2 separate regions of the Homo sapiens genome follow, and region 1 is linked to region 2. Evidence: read pairs that join two places in POLR2A ChIA-PET (ENCODE). Cell type or tissue: PC-9. All regions are shown on one strand. Links, peaks and the distances in the headings refer to the core of each region. The heading gives the core; the rest is flanking DNA.

Region 1 (9,596 bases), core at 818-8,817, 550 kb before region 2:
CTTATGTCACTTGTGTCATGGTGGGGTCCATGGAGTGCTTGACTCCTGCCCCCAAGACTGTCAGGAACAGGGCTGAAGCAGAGTCATCCACTGTCTAAGTCCCTAGAAGAGAGATGGAGGATAGACATTGTCTTACAGCCCTAGGGCAGCAGAATTTGGTTAGACCAGCATGAGCCCAATCTGTGGGATACCGCCACCCCTACCATACAAGGTATCTTAGGTGAGAGATGGGGATATTCAGCATGGCTTGGGAACCACCTGGCGAGCCCCATAGCTAGTGAGTACTAGGTGGTTGGGGAGGACTTCCCAGAAAATTCCACAAATTTCCCCCTCATGCCTTATCAATGTCAGGTGACTGCGTGGGGCTTAGGAAATGGCATCTCCACATTAAGACCATCAGGAAGCTTGACTGCTGATTGGGGCTGGGAAGGGCATCTTATTGAAATGACCAAGTGTAGGTTGTTACAGATGCCTGTTCTGGAGTCCAGCAGTGGCTTGGGTATGAGTTGTCAATCTGCTACTGACTGTAACACTAGGTGAGCTATTGAGCATTTCTGGTCATCTGTAAAATGTGGCTCATTAAGGTTCTTATGAGAATGAAGTCTGATTATAGGTCCAATGTCTGACGTACAGTAGGGACTCGGTATCTATGAGCTGGCATTCTCAGGTTGGCATCAGTTGCCTTGGGTGCGATTTGGTTTCTGGTCAAGCCAGGCATGCTTATAAGTCCCGTTTTCAGCTACCCAAGGTGAAGACACAGAGTTTTGATAAATAATCTTTAGGTGGGCTTGGTCAGGTGCCGAGCCTCATGAGTAGGAGGCTGTTTCTCAGTCATGAGTAGAAGACGTGTTTCTCCAGCACTGGTCAGCCAGCTGCTGCGAATCCTTCCCACAGTGCTCTGTCTCTGCTCCATACTTACCTTTCTTTGGGGCAGTACTCACACTTGGGGGTAAGTTGTTGCTCTGGATACTGATCTCTCTTCTCTCCCTTCCCTACTCACCTCAGTGCAATTATCGTTTATGCACTCCTTAGCCAGGGTTTGGTTAACATACATTGGTTTGTTGATCTATTGGAATCTTCATTGTCCCTTGTGTTCCTGTTTTCTGACCTAGGTCAGTAGACTTCCTGAAAATGCAGCTATTTAGAATTCTAGGGCATTTCAGATAAGGAGCTAGAGGTTGACTAGTTACTCCTGGCTTGCCCCCTGGGTATTTTTAGACATTGCTAATTATCCTATTTTTCTTCCACCCTATGATGAACCAGACATTGGGGAAAGGGAAGTAGCCAAACACCCAATTTCAATATTTACAGCCTCCAAGTATGATTCATTATGAAAATGTTTGCACCCTGAGGCTTTTGTAAATAAGTGGCCTCCTGAAGGGACATCAATGGGAAAATAGTCACACCTTGACCATTCTGCTTTTAAGAAGGAAATTCTTTCTGGAAAAAATCATGGCAACTCTAGGTCATAGTTGTAGTGAACACTAGCTGGAGTGGCAGCTTTTTAAAAATTCTTCTACTTGTTAATGTTTTGTTTTTAAAAATATAATGGATAGGGGCCCATACTTCTTCAGGTCTTTGCCCAAAGGTCCCTTTCTCAATGAGGACTTGACACCCACATCCAATTTAAATTTGCAGCTTACCCACTCACCAGTGATTCTCCTTTTCCTGCTGTGTATTTATTCATAGTACATATCACTAACATACTATTTTTTATTTTGTTCATTGCCTGTGCCTCCCCATTAGAATGTAAACTTCAAGAGGGCAGTTGTTTGAATTATGTATCCACTTTGTCTACTGCTCTCTTGCCTAGTGCCTAGGAGAAGATCTGGCACATAGTAGGTGCTAATCTTTAAATGGATTGCACAGACCACCACATAGTAGGGGCTTTTCTCTTCATGCCCACATTGGTCATGTGTCTTTGAAAATTCATTGGTTGGGGGTGGTAGGGTTTGGAGCTGAGAGAAGGGGCCTAAATGTTATATATTCTTTTTATTAATCACGCTGTACTGGTTTATAAAAAGAAATACATTTGGAAATGACTAGGAGGTTGACTTGGAGAGTTATGCATGCTTCACTAATGCCTGATTTAGCCCTCTGTAGGTTTGGTTCTTATCCCTACAACTTTCTGCCCTGGCCCTATCCATAAGGCACTGGTTCCTGGTTTGAAGCAGTGGGAACAAGTGGGAGGACCAGTGGGGCCTGAGAATCTCCTACTTAGGGCACCTGTAAAATAGGGGAGCCTTTGCTCTGCCTGGGCTGGCTGGAGTGTAACCCAGTTCTAAGACAACAGTCCGAGAGATTAACTTTCCAGGCTCTTTCCAAGTTGATGCTTCTGCATCCAAGGAAGCCAAGTTTCCATAGATGATTGATGGGCAGGATTTAAATTTGACCTTGGGTGGGTCCTTCCCTGTGGGAGCACCGATGGTATCTGGAGACATGTGACACTCCTATGGAAGCATGTGGCCCTGTCGGCGGGATCTCAAGATGGCATATGACAGTAGCCCATGTGATGTGCTGAAAACATCCTCGTAAGCCTGTGGATTCTGTCTTTTCCTTTCCCTTAGAGATGGAATTCCTCCTTATCGTGTGGGCAGTAAGAAACAGCTCCAGAGAGAAATGCATCGCAGTGTGAAGGCCAATGGCCAAGTGTCTCTACCTCATTTCCCGGTGAGTACAGTCTGGAGTGAGGAGACAGCTGTTTTCTGCCATGTTGAGTCCTAAAGAAAAGAAATGGGTGGTGGAATGGGGAGAGGTATAGGGAAGGTAGAAAAGAGCAGTACCTAAGGTCCCCTAGGGCAAAGGGAGAGAAAAGAACTGGACAATAGGCATTACATGGTTTTTTGGGTTGTGATGGTGAGCACAGTGATGTGATTATGAGGTATCAGTCAGTTTTGCTATAAAGGAATACCTGAGGTTGAGTAATTTATAAAAAGAAGAGGTTTACGGCTGGGCACAGTGGCTCATGCCTGTAATCTCAGCACTTTGGGAGTCGGAGGTGGGCAGATCACCTGAGGTCAGGAGTTCGAGACCCAGCCTGGCCAACATGGTGAAGCCCCACCACTACTAAAAATACAAAAATTAGCCTAGCGTGGTGACGTGCGCCTGTAGTCCCAGCTACTTGGGAGCCTGAGGCAGGGGAATCACTTGAACCTGGGAGGTGGAGGTTGTAGTGAGCTAACGCCAGTGCACTCCAGCCTGGGCGACAGAGCGAGACTCCTTCTCAAAAGAAAAAACAAAGAAAAGAGGTTTATTTGGTTCATGGATCTGCAGGCTATTCAAGAACCATGGCGCCAACATCTGCTTCTGGTGAAGGTCTCAGGGAGCTTTCAATCATGATGCGCAAGGGGAAGGAGAGCCAGTTTGTAACATAGCGGGAGAAACAGCAAGCTGAGGTTGGGGGGGTGGTGGGCAATGCCATGTTCTTTCAAACAACCAGATCTCATATGAACTACAGGGAAAACTTGCTCATTACTGCAGGGAGGGCACGAAACACCTCCCACTAGGTGCACTTCCACCATTGGGGATCATATTTCAACATGAGATTTGGAGGGGACAAGCATCCCAACTATGTGAGAGGTTTGATGACCTATTTTTGAACCTTTGCATTTTCTGAATTCAAAAAAAAAATTCCCTATCAGAAAGAAACTGAAGCACTTATTTCCCAGAAACTAAGAAATGCTAGATGATCCATGCTTCTCTACAGCTTGGTGAGCTCACTGTATTTCCACTAGAATGGAAGCCCTCTGATGGGAGGGAGTTTTATCTATTCTGTTAACCTCTGTATGCACAGAGACTAGAACAGTACCTGACACATAATAGGTGCTCAATAAACATTTGAGTGAATGAATAAGGAACCTCTGCCCCCCCTTGGGACATCCTCCTGCTCTCTTCACTGGGACATTCTACTTCTTGTGTCAACCACAGGACTCCAAGTCATTTTAGTCAGTGATTTTAGTCATTTATTTATGTATTCATTGACCATTTCTCCTCCTGGCTCCTGAAGCCCTGGAGGGTAGCTGTTCCTTTCCAACTCCAGAACTTGGCTTGGTACCTGCTGGTGAGTCTGTGCCTATCAAATGCGGAATGAACGAAGTGTTTAGAAGTGAGGATCTCCTGAGCAGCTTCTTCCTGTGACTGAGATGGTGGATGAAGGGCTCTTCTGGGACCTCTGCTTTTATTTCCATGCTTGCTAAAGCAGCCAGCACATGGCTGTACTCAAGAGAACTTCCCCATCTACATTCCCATTTTAGGGCTGTGCTGTTTACAACAGCCTCAGATCCAGGTTGCAAGGAGGGGAGGGGAAGAAAGCACCCAGCTCACAGCAGGTGTTTATGAATCCTTCCTGCCAGCTTCAGAGAATCTAATTGGTCTGGTTATGTTGTGTTTAAAAAATTAACACATTGAATTGCTAAACCCATGTTGCATTAGTGCACAAACTATAGCTCTTCTCTGAAAGCTCCTCACACAGACAAGGGCAGACTTACCTTGTTTTAAAATTAGCATATTAAAATTGCTTTTCTGAGGACCTCTAGCATCCCCTCCCTCTACAGATAACAAGTATTGATGACATACTATCATTGTTTTTTTGACTGGGGGATATGTGAGTTAACAAAGAAAAGTTCTATCGCCCAAGCTTGTAAATTAGATGATTTTGTCCTGGGGTGTGCAAATCGACTTTCTCCATCAGGCAGCGCTTTGATCAGGGGCTGCAAGGAGCCAGCCTGTGTGAGAATGGCCACCTACACAGGAGCCTTTCTCTTCTTCCCCAGTTTCTGCAGCTAAGTGGTTGCCGTGGCAAGGCCCATCTTTTCAGCTGGGGGAGATGCTAGCCTTTGCAAGTTAGCTTTCTGCTACCCCCACCCCAGCCCAAAGAAAGGAGCTAAGCAAGAGGGAGATTAGGAAGAAGGAGGTAGAACAACTGGAGAGGTGGGGGGTTGGGTGGGGGGAGCGAGATGACAGGAAAAGGACAGAAAGCTGGGCAGCAGGGGTTCTCTCTGTTTGCTGCTTTTGGCAGGCGTACTCGGTGCCTTTTTATATTCTGCACTTGATTTGGAGATGTTCCCTTTTCCCTTGATAGATCAGCTTCAGGCAGCCAAGCTCAGCAGTGTTCTGCTACTAGCCTGCAGCAGCTTTCTTCATTTTCTGTACAAAGAGAGAGGGAGGAGGGAAGGAGAAAAACGAGGGAGATCGAGGACAGTGTTGAGACACCACCACCTCAAAGGTGCGCAGTGTGCGGCCAGGAAATAAATTACCACTTCTTCTCTGATCCAGGCCGTTTGACTCCCTTTTCCCCCACTTTCTTTCCTCCCACCTCCTTTCCAATCTTATTTTTTTAAATTTTCAACTCTCTTTCTGTTTAGATTCTACTTTCTATTCCTTGAGTTGGTCTCTCCCCTCCCCACCTCAGAGGGCTGCCTTTTTTTTTTTTTTTTTTTTTTTTTTTTTTTTTTTTTTGATGGTTGACAACAGTCTTTGAAGATTTTCTACTTCAAAGTAACTACTGATGGGCTGGTTGTACTACAGAAAGAACAAGCAGGGCCTCTCGGAGTGCGACCAACTGCTCCTGCCCAAGGCAAACGCTGGTGGGGACCATGGCTCTCCATGAGGCCATGGCGCTAGCGCATAAAAGTCCCGAGCAGCCCAGGCCGCCTTGCCATCCACTCTACACCCGAACATGGGTTTGCGGTGCACAGCGCCTGGTGCGGGAAGCTCCGGCCAAGCCACCGCCCACCTAGCCTGCTGAACGTGCCTCCTCCCTTTCCTTTCCACGTCCTGTAGAGAACCCACCGCCTGCCCAAGGAGATGACCCCCGTGGAACCCGCCACCTTTGCAGCTGAGCTGATCTCGAGGCTGGAAAAGCTGAAGCTGGAGTTGGAGAGCCGCCACAGCCTGGAGGAGCGCCTGCAGCAGATCCGAGAGGTAATGCGGCCTAGGCCTTCTTCCTGCTTCCGTCCACGGCGTGAGCGCTCGTATGTGTATGCGCATGTGCATGGGGTGCGTTAGGGTGTGCGCATGTGCGTGGGTTGCATGCGCATGCGCGTGGGCTGCGTGTGGGTGTGTGCCTGGGCGTGGGCTGTGTGCGCATGTGCATGGGTTGCGTGTGGGTGTGCATATGCGTGTGGATATGTGCTTGTGTAGGCGGGCCTGTGCGTGTGCGCATGGGCGTGGCTGTGGGCGTGCACACGGGTGTGCGTGCTCCTGCGTAGGGAGCCGAATGTTGCAACCCCAGGGCCTCTGGCCCTTCTGCTTCCTGGGTCACTTCTCCTTCTGACGTCTTCCCTTTCAGGATGAAGAGAGAGAGGGCTCCGAGCTCACACTCAATTCGCGGGAGGGGGCGCCCACGCAGCACCCCCTCTCCCTACTGCCCTCCGGCAGCTACGAGGAAGACCCGCAGACGATACTGGACGATCACCTGTCCAGGGTCCTCAAGACCCCTGGCTGCCAGTCTCCAGGCGTAGGCCGCTATAGCCCCCGCTCCCGCTCCCCGGACCACCACCACCACCACCATTCGCAGTACCACTCCCTGCTCCCGCCCGGTGGCAAGCTGCCTCCCGCGGCCGCCTCGCCGGGCGCCTGCCCCCTCCTCGGGGGCAAAGGCTTTGTGACCAAGCAGACGACGAAGCATGTCCACCACCACTACATCCACCACCATGCCGTCCCCAAGACCAAGGAGGAGATCGAGGCGGAGGCCACGCAGCGGGTGCACTGCTTCTGCCCTGGGGGCAGCGAGTATTACTGCTACTCGAAATGCAAAAGCCACTCCAAGGCTCCGGAAACCATGCCCAGCGAGCAGTTTGGGTAAGTGCCGGGCGGACCGCAGTGTCCCGTGTGGGGCTTGTCTCCCAGCCAGGTCCATGGGCAGGTGTGAGGTGGGAGCCGCATTACAGGCATTTAGTTTCTAAGAGGGCGGCAGAGTGCACGGCCGGGTGAGGGTGCGGGGAGCAGGTGCATGGGTCTTTCGTGTCACCAGCCCCCCGACTTGCTGAATTGTCTGATTCTAGGAGTCCCGGAGATTTAACCGGGTCTCTGGGTTGGGTGTGGTTCTTGGTTCCCCACAGCGGCAGCAGAGGCAGTACCTTGCCCAAACGCAATGGGAAAGGCACGGAGCCGGGCCTGGCCCTGCCCGCCAGGGAAGGAGGGGCCCCCGGCGGAGCTGGGGCCCTGCAGCTTCCCCGGGAGGAAGGAGACAGGTCGCAGGATGTCTGGCAGTGGATGCTGGAGAGTGAGCGGCAGAGCAAGCCCAAGCCCCATAGGTAAACACCGCTTGCCGCCGCCGCGGCCGCGAGGGTCATGGGCACTCAGTACGGAGGTATTGTGGGAATGGCTGTTTTTGCAGTCCGCGGAATACAAATGTGACTATTTGCTCCTGCCATCTTAATATTAAACGTTGGACTGAGCAGACCACAAAAATGTCATGTTTTGGCACTGACCCCTGTTCATGTTATGGTAGTTTTTTTTTTAACTCTCTCTCTGAGCAGAATAGACAAGTTTCTATTGAAGTCACATTTTCCAGTTCTTCTAACCCAGTTTCTTTCCTTCTGTTTTCTCTCTGCTCATTCCTTGTTTAGTGCCCAAAGCACAAAAAAGGCCTACCCCTTGGAGTCTGCCCGCTCGTCTCCAGGCGAACGAGCCAGCCGGCACCATCTGTGGGGGGGCAACAGCGGGCACCCCCGCACCACCCCCCGTGCCCACCTGTTCACCCAGGACCCTGCGATGCCTCCCCTGACCCCACCCAACACGCTGGCTCAGCTGGAGGAGGCCTGTCGCAGGCTAGCTGAGGTGTCGAAGCCCCCAAAGCAGCGGTGAGTGGAAGTGAAGGGTCCTAGGTTGAGGCAGGGATTGGGTTTGGGTGGAGACCTGGTCTGTGGCTAATGGGGAGGGCCTCTCTTTCTGCCTGGGTCTCAAACCCTCCCATGAGAAGAAGAATTACTTATGGATGAGTAAGCTGCTGCTTTCCAGCTTCTAGAAATTGTTCCCTTCAGTTATGTTCATTCTACTAGAGTTAAGCCAGGATCTGTGAGGCAAGTCATGCCTAGAATTGGGAGAATGAATTTCAGCAATTGCTTACAAATCCCATTCCTTACAAATGTCTTGATTGTTTAAGGCTGGTTAGTTGAGTATATAAGAAGCTGTGAGATGGAGGATCAAGAGTCCTCAGCCCTTTGCTGGGGCTGAGAATGTCCCATCCTGGGCTCCCAGGGGGGCTTAGAATGGCTGTTCCAAGACGTCTTCCTGGCCTCTTCAGCCACTGTTAACCCAGGGTCTTGGTTGGGTCTCCGTAAGGATGGAAGTCGGGTTCGTGTCTCTTCAGGAGGCCAAATAGTAATTTTCTGTCTGCTTTTCAATTGCTCTGGGGACAACAGTGTACCTCTAAATCCCTCGCCCTGGCTGTGTCCTCAGGTGCTGTGTGGCCAGTCAGCAGAGGGACAGGAATCATTCGGCCACTGTTCAGACGGGAGCCACACCCTTCTCCAATCCAAGCCTGGCTCCAGAAGAGTGAGTGTCTTTACCTGACATTACTGAGATCTGCCGAGTGCTTTATGTTTCAGAATATTCGCTATCTGGAGTTTCATTTTCATGAAACTTTTTTTGGTTTTTAAAATCACTTTGATTTTAGCGCTAGTGATGAGGAACAGTAAACGTAGATGTTGCCATCCATGTCCTGCCGACAAATGCATCATAGCAAAAGTTTTTCTGGTCATACACAAATCAAAAGCTGGGACATGAAGCCATTAGCAGAAGTGTAGAAGGGACCTCAAATTCAGCTGGAAAAGTTGCCCCCATTCAACTTGCAATTTAGTAGTACTGGAAACATTTGTCACCCCTGAGCAGAAAGATCATTCTCCACTGTGGCAGAGGTGGAGGGGACCATCCTTGTGTTTTTGTTTGGAGAAGACAGAATATCTTCCCCCAAATTGGGCAGTGATTCTTTTTGTAAATTTAGTCTCTTTCAAAGTAGGTTGAGGAGCCTGCTCGTTTAATTACTGGATGGTGCAATTAAAAAGAAATCTGCTAAAGAGATCTAAAATGGTCTGTATCAAGTTTTCTTTCTTAGTGTCTTCATCCTGAGCAATGAGCAATGTTTGAAGTCCTCAATAGGCCACTGCCCTGGACCCTTTCATTGTTTCAATTGGTTGACCCTAAGTGTACCAGCTCTCTGGGTCTGGGCCAGCCACTTTTTTTTTTCTTTTTGAGACAGAGTCTCGCCCTGTTGCCCAGGCTGGAGTGCAGTGGCTTAATCTTGGCCCACTGCAGCCTCCGCCTCCTGGGTTCAGGCAGTTCTCCTGCCTCAGCCTCCCGAGTAGCTGGGATTGCAGGCGCCCACCACCACACCCAGCTCCTTTTTTGTATTGTTAGTAGAGACAGGGTTTCGCCATGTTGGCCAAGCTGGTCTCAAACTCCTGACCTCAAGTGATCCGCCCACCTCGGCCTCCCAAAGTGCTGGGATTACAGGCGTGAGCCACCACGCCCGGCCTAGCAGCCTTTTTTTCAAGCCATTCTACAAAATCTCAGAAGAAATGGGGAAATGGACATGACTGTGTGATAACCCCCATTAGTTGTTCTCATTCTGCTGGAATAAGGGGTGGGCTTTA
Region 2 (9,596 bases), core at 915-8,914:
CAAGGCGGCAGTGAGCTGTGAGAGCACAGCCTGGGCAACAGAATGTCACCTTGTCTCTAAAAAAACACAAAAACCAAAACAAAACAACTCACTGCATTATTTTAAAAAAAACATATGTATCTTATGGGCCGGGTGCGGTGGCTCATGCCTGTAATCCCAGCACTTTGGGAGGCCGAGGTGGGAGGACTGCTTGAGCTCAGGAATTCAAGGCCAGCCTGGATAATATAGTGAGACATCTATACTACAATTCAAAACAAGAATAAAAAAATTAGCTCGGCATGGTGGCACACACCTATAGTCTTAGCTGCTCAGAGGGCTGAGGTGGAAAGAATGCTTGAGCCCAGGAGGTCAAGGATAAAGTGAGCCCTGATTGTGCCACTGCACTTCACAGAGTGAAGAGTGGGTGACAGAGTGAGACCCTGTCTCAAAAAAAAAAAAATAGCTAGGTAGATAGATGTATCTGCAAATGATTCTTAGGAGCAGCCCAGGCCTAGAGAGTTAAACCACCCATAGTGACTCACATCAACAGGCTCTTTTGTCAGAGGGCATTTCCATAATTAGAACTTGTGACCAACAAGTCCAGCCACGAGGATATATCACAAGTACTTGTCTCCAGCGCTGGTTTCTTAGCAAAAAAAGAACCTGTTAAATGTCAGGGCTTTGTGTTTTTGCCTTTGGGCTTTTGCCATGCCTGGTTATTGGGCACCTTCTGGTAATAAACAGTTAGTTGAAAGGAGCTGTTCCCATGTCTTATTTAATTCTCTCATTAAGCCTGTGGGCCAGAGGTTCTTATTGTTCATACCCCTGGATAAACACACTGAGTCCCAGGGAGGTAAAGTGCCTTGGCCGAGTGCCACCCAGGAGCTGGTGGTGCCTCAGCTGAACCCAAGTCCACGGACCGTGGAGTTCGCGCCCTCTCACTGTGGCACACGGGCCTGAGCCTCAGGAACACTGCAAAGTAGGTTGGCTTCCCCCTTACGGAGCCCCTACCCGGGACAGCCTCAATCCCTCAGGGCCCCTCTGTGCCCAGGTGCCTGCTTGGCTGACTGGGCAGCCTGGAGAGAACAGTGACCCAGAAATGCAAGAGGAGAGTTTCCAGGAGGACAGAACACTGGTGCTATCAGGTGCCAGGAGCAGCGTGTGCCACGCATGGCCCTGCTCTGCTGTGGCTTTGTGTTTTTGGTACATGCTGTGCCCTCAGCCTGGGCTGCCCTGGACTGGCCGTCCCTACCCCTCCAAGACTTAGCCCAAAATCATACTTTTTTTTTTTTTTTTTGAGATAGGGTCTCACTCGGTCCACCAGGCTGGAATGCAGTGGCACAATCTCGGCTCACTACAACCTCCACCTCCCAGGTTCAAGAAATTATCCTGCCTCAGACTCCCGAGTAGCTGGGATTATAGGTGCCCGCCACCATGCCTGGCTGATTTTTGTATTTTTAGTAGAGACACGGTTTTGCTATGTTGGCCAGGGTGGTCTCGAACTCCTGACCTCAGATGATCCATCCGCCTCGGCCTCCTAAAGTGCTGGGATTACAGGCGTGAGCCACTGCGCCTGGTTTCCAAAATATTACTCTTTTCCCCAGAATGGAAATACAATTATTATTCAAAATATAAGAGTAATCTTGGCCAGGCACAGTGGCTCACGCCTGTAATCCCAACACTTTGGGAGGCTGAGGCAGGTGGATCACGAGGTCAGGAGTTTGAGACCAGCTTGGCCAATGTAGTGAAACCTCGTCCCTACTAAAAATACAAAAAATTAGCTGGGCGTGGTGGTGGGCGCCTGTAACCTCAGCTACTTGGGAAGCTGAGGCGAGAGAATCGCTTGAAGCCGGGAGGTGGAGGTTGCAGTGAGCCAAGATCGTGCCACTCTACTCCAGCCTGGGCGACAGTGTGAGACTCTGTCTCAAAAAAAAAAAAGAAAAAAAGAGTAATCTTAAAAAATAAAAATATATGTTTTAAAACTTTTTATATATACATGTAAAATGTATATGCATATTATATATATGTTCAAATGTGTGAATGTATTTTTGTATTTATAAACACTTAAACTAAAATATGTAAATTTATGTATAAAACTATAAAATATGAACATGATATTATACTATGTATATATTTTGTAACCCTCATTTTCACTCACTACAAAATAAATGTATTTTATATGGTAAGTATAGATTTACCTAATTTTTTCAAGGTAAATAGTTTAAAAAATATAAAACTAGTAAATGCTCATTGCAAAAACAAATTGCTAAAAAATATCAAGAAGAAAGTAAACAGCACAAAAAGCCCTCCTTCTAAAGACAACCATTATTAACATTTTGGCAAACATCCTTTTTTTTTTTTTTTTGAGATGGAGTCTCGCTCTGTCACCCAGGCTGGAGTGCAGTGGTGAGATCTCGGCTCACTGCAACCTCCGCCTCCCTGGCTCAAGCGATTTTCCTGCCTCAGCCTCTGGAGTAGCTGGGATTACAGGCATGCACCACCACATCCAGCTAATTTTTTTTATTTTTATTTTAGTAGAGACGGAGTTTCACCATGTTGGCCAGGCTGGTCTCAAACTCCTGACCTCAAGTGATCCGCCCACCTCAGCCCCAAAAAGGTTGGGATTACAGGCGTGAGCCACCGTGCCCGGCCCAAACATCTTTTTTTACACACATATACACCCATATTTTTATATCAATAGTCTCAAATTATATATACACTGTTTTGGGACTTTTAAAAAAATTTCAGCAAGACCTTGTGGACATCCTTCCATGATAATACGCAGAGCATGAGATTATTCTTTTAAATGATTACATAATATTTTATTGTGAGAGCATAACTTTATTGAATTTATTTATAAACACTAGTGGCGAGCATCCATTTTTCAGCTTTTCACAATTAAAAACAACACTGTGATGAGCCATCCTTATATATGGATTCTTTCTGGAATAAGAAATAAATGGACTGAAAAATTAGAATGTACAATTCTAGAGGTCCCACGTTGTCAAATTATGTTCAGAAATGTGCACCGCGAAAAAGTCTAAAAGTTCAGCCAAGATTCACATGGGTCATTTCTGGGCAAAAGGACCAGGCATGATTTTGTTGTTCTTCCTATTCTTCTGTCCTCCTCAGCTTTTCTATTCTAAGTGTGTCCTTCGTTATGCTGATGCAAGTTGGCAATTTTACATTGCACAAGAATATATGGTTTTAATCCACGCAAGTGTCGCCTCTGACGATGCTCTCTTTCCAGTTCCTCCTGCACCACACTTGCTCTCATCATCTGCTACAGGGGAGGGACCTGCTAGCCCTGTGCCTAAGTTAGCACCAGCAGGAACCCACAGGTGTTCAGTGGGGAGTCGCTGACTGCCTTGGAGAAGCGTATTTGAGACAAGCTGTTAATGGCTCACGGTCCTAGGGTAACCCCCTCGGCTGGCACCTGCATTTAGGACAGCAGTGAGCCAAGCAGTTTCCAGCTTGTGGGAAAGAAGCTTTGAGGGGTCCCTAAGGGCAAGAAGGCCTTTCCTGGCTCAGTCCAATCAGATACCTGCTGTGGCTGTGCTTCTTCTGGCCACAGGTCCCTGTCTTTGTTGGTTCCCTGCACTGACCTGGCCAAAAGGAAGCTGCTTGCTTCTGGGCAGCAGCTGTCCCCTCCCCCAGAAAGTCTAAAAGGACACAGAGGACGTCTTCAGTATTTCCGTAGAGGTCACAAGCTAAGTGGGTCGCTGTCGCTGTTTTACGTTTGGTTGGTGCTGAGACACTTCCTCTTTCATTTATGTCTTATTCAGGCCACCTCCTCCATCCCCCTTGAAGACTGAAAAAGGGGAACTTGAAAGAAAAACCGAAAATTTCAGACCGAGCTATGGTGCAGGAGACCATGCTGTCATCCTGAAGCAGAGGCTGGGGACGTCACCAAGAGGATCACAGCATCCTCGAGGGTTCACTGAGGCCACTGCCCAGGCTTTCTTTTCTTTCTTTTTTTTAATAGAGATCAGAGTCTTGCTAGGTTGCCCAGGCTGATCTCAAACTCCTGAGCTCAAACAATCCTCCCACCTCAGCCTTCTAAAGTGCTGGGTTTACAGGCTTGAGTCACTATACCGGGCTGACCAGGGACTTTCTTCCTCCCCTCATTCGAACTTTCTTAGCTCCCACTCAAGTCTTCCTAAATGCTATGTGGTATTCTTAGGACTCCTAATTCCTAATTTTTCAGGAAGTGAAATGATATTCTTAAAGTAAAAACCAAAATCTGCTTTTGCTCAATTCTTTGAATTTACTGTATTTATATGCCATATATAGAGAGAGAGAGAAAGAGAGACAGAAAGAGTGCATGTAGATATACACACACAAATGTATACACACACACACACACACACACACACACATCAGATTGTGGTAGCTTTTGGAAACTCTCTAAGGCACAGAAAATAAGTTGCCTGACAAGACATCAAAGAATTGCAAAAGAGGCCACAGCCCCAAAGGCCTTACTGACTGCTTTGTGATTTGTAGCATGACTGCTGATAAGCATCTATTTGCTTCAGTAAATAGAAGTTGAATCATAACATTTGTTCCAGGAAACAGTAACTGAAGTCGCAAATCATAAATAATAAAGCATGAAAAATCTTCTTTTAACCTAATGGACTAAAAGATTTCTTGCTTTTTTCATTTCTGCTAATGGCCTCTCTCCCTTGGCACTGCCAGAGCTGGCCCATTAAAGGTGAATTGAGCCTCAGTTTGCAGGCAGGACGTGGTCCAAAAGATCATTTGTAAGTTGGTTGTTTGGATCAAAGAATGTGTTTTCTCCTAGAAACCGTTTTTCTCAGGGTGACTGGGTTCTCAGGTTCGCTCGCACAGTGCTGTTCAACTTCTACTGAAGCTGAGCTCTGGGTCTTTGAGGGCAGGTTCTCTGCAGTGCAGGAGGGAGAAATCAGGTCACCTGCTGCTCCTTTGCATAGAGACCTGGCTCTGAGCACAATTTAAGCATAAGTAGTTTTCTTTTCTACTTTCTCAACTCCCTTTTGGCGTCCAGGTCCAGGGCCGTAGTCCCTGGATTGCAGCACCCTTTCCTAAAGTGCTTTACCCACCTCTGGGCTGCTTGCCTGCTAAGGGGGGTCTGGGACCCCAAATTACCCACTATTCCTGCTTCCTGACCAATCAGACTTCCATTTCCTCAGAGCAGTTGATATCAGCTAAGGGCCAGGGGAAAAGCAAAAGGAGAAGATATGAATTCACACTAGTAGGTGAATCATGGAGAACCTCTTAACCCTCTTAATATCTTCTCATGTTAAAATGAATTAGTTGTGAGACTTGAGAGTCCTTGTGGCAGTATGGGTTAGGGATGAACACGGTGACTAAGGATTCGGAATTCACACACACATTAGTAGGACTCTTAGGCTCTTCACTGCACCTGCTTCCAGAACACTGGCAGTCAGTTAGGAAATGATCCTACTCTGGAAAAAAAATGCAATGGTCGCAGAGAAGAAACTTTCAAGTTCAGACACTGGGGAGAATCCCCTCAGTGAATAAGCTGATTATCTGCCAGATTGCCTCTGAGAATAAGCCACATTCATGCACACAGAACCCCCCACCAGTTTTTTGTGCCTCATAATGAAATCTTAACAGATAGCCAAAGATTACCAGATGTTTATGGAAAGTTCTAACATGAAACAAAAAGACCAAAACAGAGGAAACAACAGAACAAATCTTCAAAAGTAGTATAGTTACTATCTATAGAGAAATAAGAAAAGGCATTTTATCCATGAAATAGGATGTATTTTAGACTTTCAGGATGCCGTAACAAAATATGATACACTGGGTGGTTTATAAACAAAGAAATTTATTTCTCATGGTTCTAGGGACTGGAATCCAAGATCAAGGTGCTGATTTGGTGTCTGGGGAGGGCCTGCTTTCTGGTTCAGAGATAGTGTCTTCTTGCAGTGGCCTCACGTGGAGGAAGGGGTGAGCTGACTCCCTTGGGTCTCTTTTATAAAGGCACTAATACTATTCATAAGGGTTCCATTCTCATGGCCTGATCACCTCCCAAAGGTTCCCATCTACAAATACTATCACGTTGGGGGTTAGGTCTCAACATAGAAATTTGGGGGGACACAGACATTCAAACCATCGCAGGGTGCAAAATAAAATAATCATAACAAGAAAGGGATTTTGGCTATTGAAAAGCAGAATAGTTTAAAGTAAGTATTCAAAAGAAAAGATAGAAGATAATTTATAAAGTCTGGGCACAGTGGCTCACACCTATAATCCCAGCACTTTGGGAGGCCGAGATGGGTGGATCACGAGGTCAGGAGTTCAAGATCAGCCTGGCCAAGATGATGAAACCCCATCTCTACTAAAAATACAAAAAAAAAAAAAATTAGCTGGGTGTGGTGGTGGGTGTCTGTAATCCCAGCTACTAGGGAGGCTGAGGCAGAGAACTGGTTGAAACCAAGAGGTGGAGGTTGCAGTGAGTTGAGATCGCACCACTGCACTCCAGCCTGGGCAACAGAGCGAAACTCTGTCTCAAAAAAAAAAGAAAAGAAAAGAAAAAGAAAAAAAATAATTGATAAAAACTTCAGAATGTAGTACAAAAAGATGGAAAAAATGTGAGAGATAAGAAAATTTGAGGATCTATTCTGAAAGTCCAACATCCAGCAAGAATGGAGGGAAGGAAATTATCAAAAAAATAATACCAGAAAATTTCTCAGAATGAAAGGATAAGAGTCTCAGTATCAAAGGGCCTGCTAAGTGAGCCACAAAATGAATGAGAAGAAAGGTTCAGGCTAAGGCACATCTTTATAACCCTTCAGAACGCTAAGGATAAAAAGGAGACCCTATAATCTTCCTAAAAATAACAGATAACATACAAAGAACTAGGAATCAAAATGGCATTGAACATCTCAGTAGCAACATTGGAAGTCAGAAGAAACTGGAGCAAACTGTTTATAATTCTGAGGGGAAATGATTTGCAATCTAGAATTCCACACCAACTCAATAAATTCTCAATCAAGTATGAGGGCAGGATAAAAACATTTTCAGATGTCAAAGTTCTCAAAATATTTATCTCTATGTACCTTTATTCCAGAAGGTTCTGGGGATGTGCTACTGAAACCAAAGGAGTAGGCCAGGAAAGAGGAAGACAGAATTTAGTAATTTAAGAAACAGGGGATCCAACAGAGCAAAGTGTAGTTGCAGTCCTAGGAACAGCTATGCAGTAGGCCCATGGATGACCAGTATAGATAGGAATGTGGAGATGAGGGTACCCAGAAAAAAAATGTAACTAGTGTAAACGGGCCATGTAGAGAAGCATTAAAAAACAAAGTAAAGAATCAGAGAATCATAAAAAATAAGGCACATGCATGTTATATAGTTTTTTAAAAGAAAATAAATAATAGAAATCAAGTGATGATTAACTCTAGGCAAAAATAAAGAGGTTCTACAAGAAAGAAAGCATGGTCATAGTACACTACTTGGCTCTGTAGTACACAATGTTTGCATAATCATCATAATGTAAACACTGACCACCAGATTCAACCAAAATGTGTGATATAATCACCAGAGGAATGAGAGGTAGAAAGTATGATGTATGAGAGTTAAGTCCTCATCTCTCATGGCAATAAATTAACAGATGCTACCTAAAATCAAAAGATCAAGAAATCTCACTATACACACATTGTTGAGAAACATGGAGATAAATACCAGAAAAAACAGCCAAGGAGTTGAGAACAGTAGCCTCTAGGAAGTTGGCCTATGGGGTGGGGACTATTACTTTTCATTACAATGCTTTTAGTACTTCTTAGCTTTTAAAAATGTATATTTGGAATATTTTCATATATATAGTAATTTTATTATTTATTTATTTTTTGAGACCAAGTGTTGCTCTATTATCCAAGCTGAAATGCAGTGGTGTGATCTCAGGTCACTGCAACCTCTGCCTCCCAGGTTCAAGCGATTCTCCTGCCTCAGCCTCCCAAGTAGCTGGGACTACAGGTGTGTGCCACCACACTTGGCACACTTGGCTAATCTTCTGTGTGGTTTTTTTTTTTTTTTTTTTTTAGCAGAGACGGGGTTTTGCCACATTGGCCAGGCTGGTCTCGAACTCCTGACCTAAGTGATCCGCTTGCCTTGGCTTCCCAAAGTGCTGAGATTACAGGCGTGAGCCACTGCACCCGGTCCATAAAGTAATTTTAAAATAAAGTCAACAAATTAGGAAGACAAAGGATGGCTTGGTTGTTAATCTAAATGAATCTCTAGTTAGTGGTATGTTGGTGTAAGTAAAATTCAGAGACCATAGAAAAATAGATTGAGGAGCAGCTGAAAGCCTAGGCAGAAAGACAGAGGCAGAGAACCACCTAGAAAACATGGAGAAGCTGTTATGCCCAAGGGTCATTTGTATATTTAGGAATGCCTAAATATTAATACACTACTGACTTGTTAAATTGCTTTCTGACTGTAAAAGTAATAATACTTATTGTAGAAAGTTTGGAAAAGGCAAATTAACAAGTAAAGCAGGAGAGAGAGAAATCAAAACCACCAAATATCTCATTATTCATAGATTATTACTTATCAGCACTTTCTTTTTTTTTTTTTTTTGGACACAGAGTGAGTACAGTGGCACGATCTTGGCTCACTGCAACCTCCGCCACCCTGGTTCAAGTGATTCTCATGGCTCAGCCTCCCGAGTAGCTGGGATTTCAGGCGTGTGCTACCATGCCCAGCTAATTTTTGTATTTTTTAGTAGAGATGGGGTTTCGCCTTGTTGGCCAGGCAGGTCTGGAACCCCTGACCTCAGATGATCTGCCTGCCTCAGCTTCCCAAAGTTCTGGAGTTACAGTCATGAGCCACCATGCCCGGCCAAGCACATCTTTTTAAAACAAAAATAAGATTACAACATATAGGCCAGGCAAGATGGCTCATGCCTGTAATCCCAGCACTTTGGAAGGTGGAGGCATGCAGATGGCTTGAGCCCAGAAGTTCAAAACCAAAACAAGCCTAGGCAACATGGTGAAACCCCTTCTCTACAAAAAACACAAAACATTAGCCAAGTGTAATGGTGCATACCTATAATCCCAGCTACTTGGGAGGCTGAGGTGGGAGAATCACCTGATCCTGAGACGTCCAGGCTGCAGTGAGCTGTAATCACACTACTGTACTCCAGCCTGGGTGACAGAGTAAGGCCCCGTCCCAAAAAAAAAAAAAAAAAAATTACAACGTGTAAACATTTCTGTGTCACACTTTATTTCCCCTTAGCATTTCTCTAGGTCACTACTGTCTTTGAGAAATGATTTTTTTTTTTCTTGAGATAGTCTCGCTCTGTCGCTCAGGCCGGAGTGCAGTGGTGTGACCATGGCTCACTGCAACCTCTTTCTGCCAGGTTCAAGCGATTCTCCTGCTTCAGCCGCCTGAGTAGCTGGAACTACAAGCATGTGCCACCACACCTGGCTAATTGTTGTATTTTTAGTAGAGACCGGGTTTCGCCATGTTAGCCAGGCTGGTCTTGAACTCCTGACCTCAGGTGATCAGCCTGTTTTGGCCTCCCAAAGTGCTGGGATTACAGGCATGAGCCACTGTGCCCAGCTGAGAAATGATTTTAAATAGATGCTTAGTATTCTAACATATGAATGTAC

Evidence for each region. Peaks named below come from ENCODE experiments on the same cell type or tissue, not always from the same donor. Only the 100,000 strongest peaks of a DNase experiment are listed, where the experiment ranks them.
Region 1: POLR2A ChIA-PET joins it to region 2 with 5 read pairs; 2 of 35 experiments call an interaction of 5 or more read pairs at or near these places.

The regions. Positions count from the first base shown.
Region 1 is chr17:65,534,529-65,544,124 of GRCh38, reverse strand. It overlaps AXIN2 (axin 2), which reads left to right. Exons shown (of 11, transcript NM_004655.4): 4 at 2,568-2,670; 5 at 5,782-5,922; 6 at 6,290-6,801; 7 at 7,062-7,256; 8 at 7,572-7,805; 9 at 8,404-8,499. Among named protein-coding and RNA genes, the nearest start is that of AXIN2, 22 kb to the left of the region's middle. RefSeq lists a silencer at 1,268-1,468. In PC-9, for the core only: no CTCF peak of the experiment used is centred there; a DNase peak (open chromatin) is centred at 1,324; H3K27ac peaks cover 1,015 bases.
Region 2 is chr17:64,980,216-64,989,811 of GRCh38, reverse strand. No RefSeq gene overlaps it. Among named protein-coding and RNA genes, the nearest start is that of LRRC37A3, 66 kb to the right of the region's middle. RefSeq lists enhancers at 3,380-3,429, 3,710-4,009, 4,627-4,906. In PC-9, for the core only: no CTCF peak of the experiment used is centred there; a DNase peak (open chromatin) is centred at 4,451; H3K4me3 peaks cover 812 bases; H3K27ac peaks cover 2,279 bases.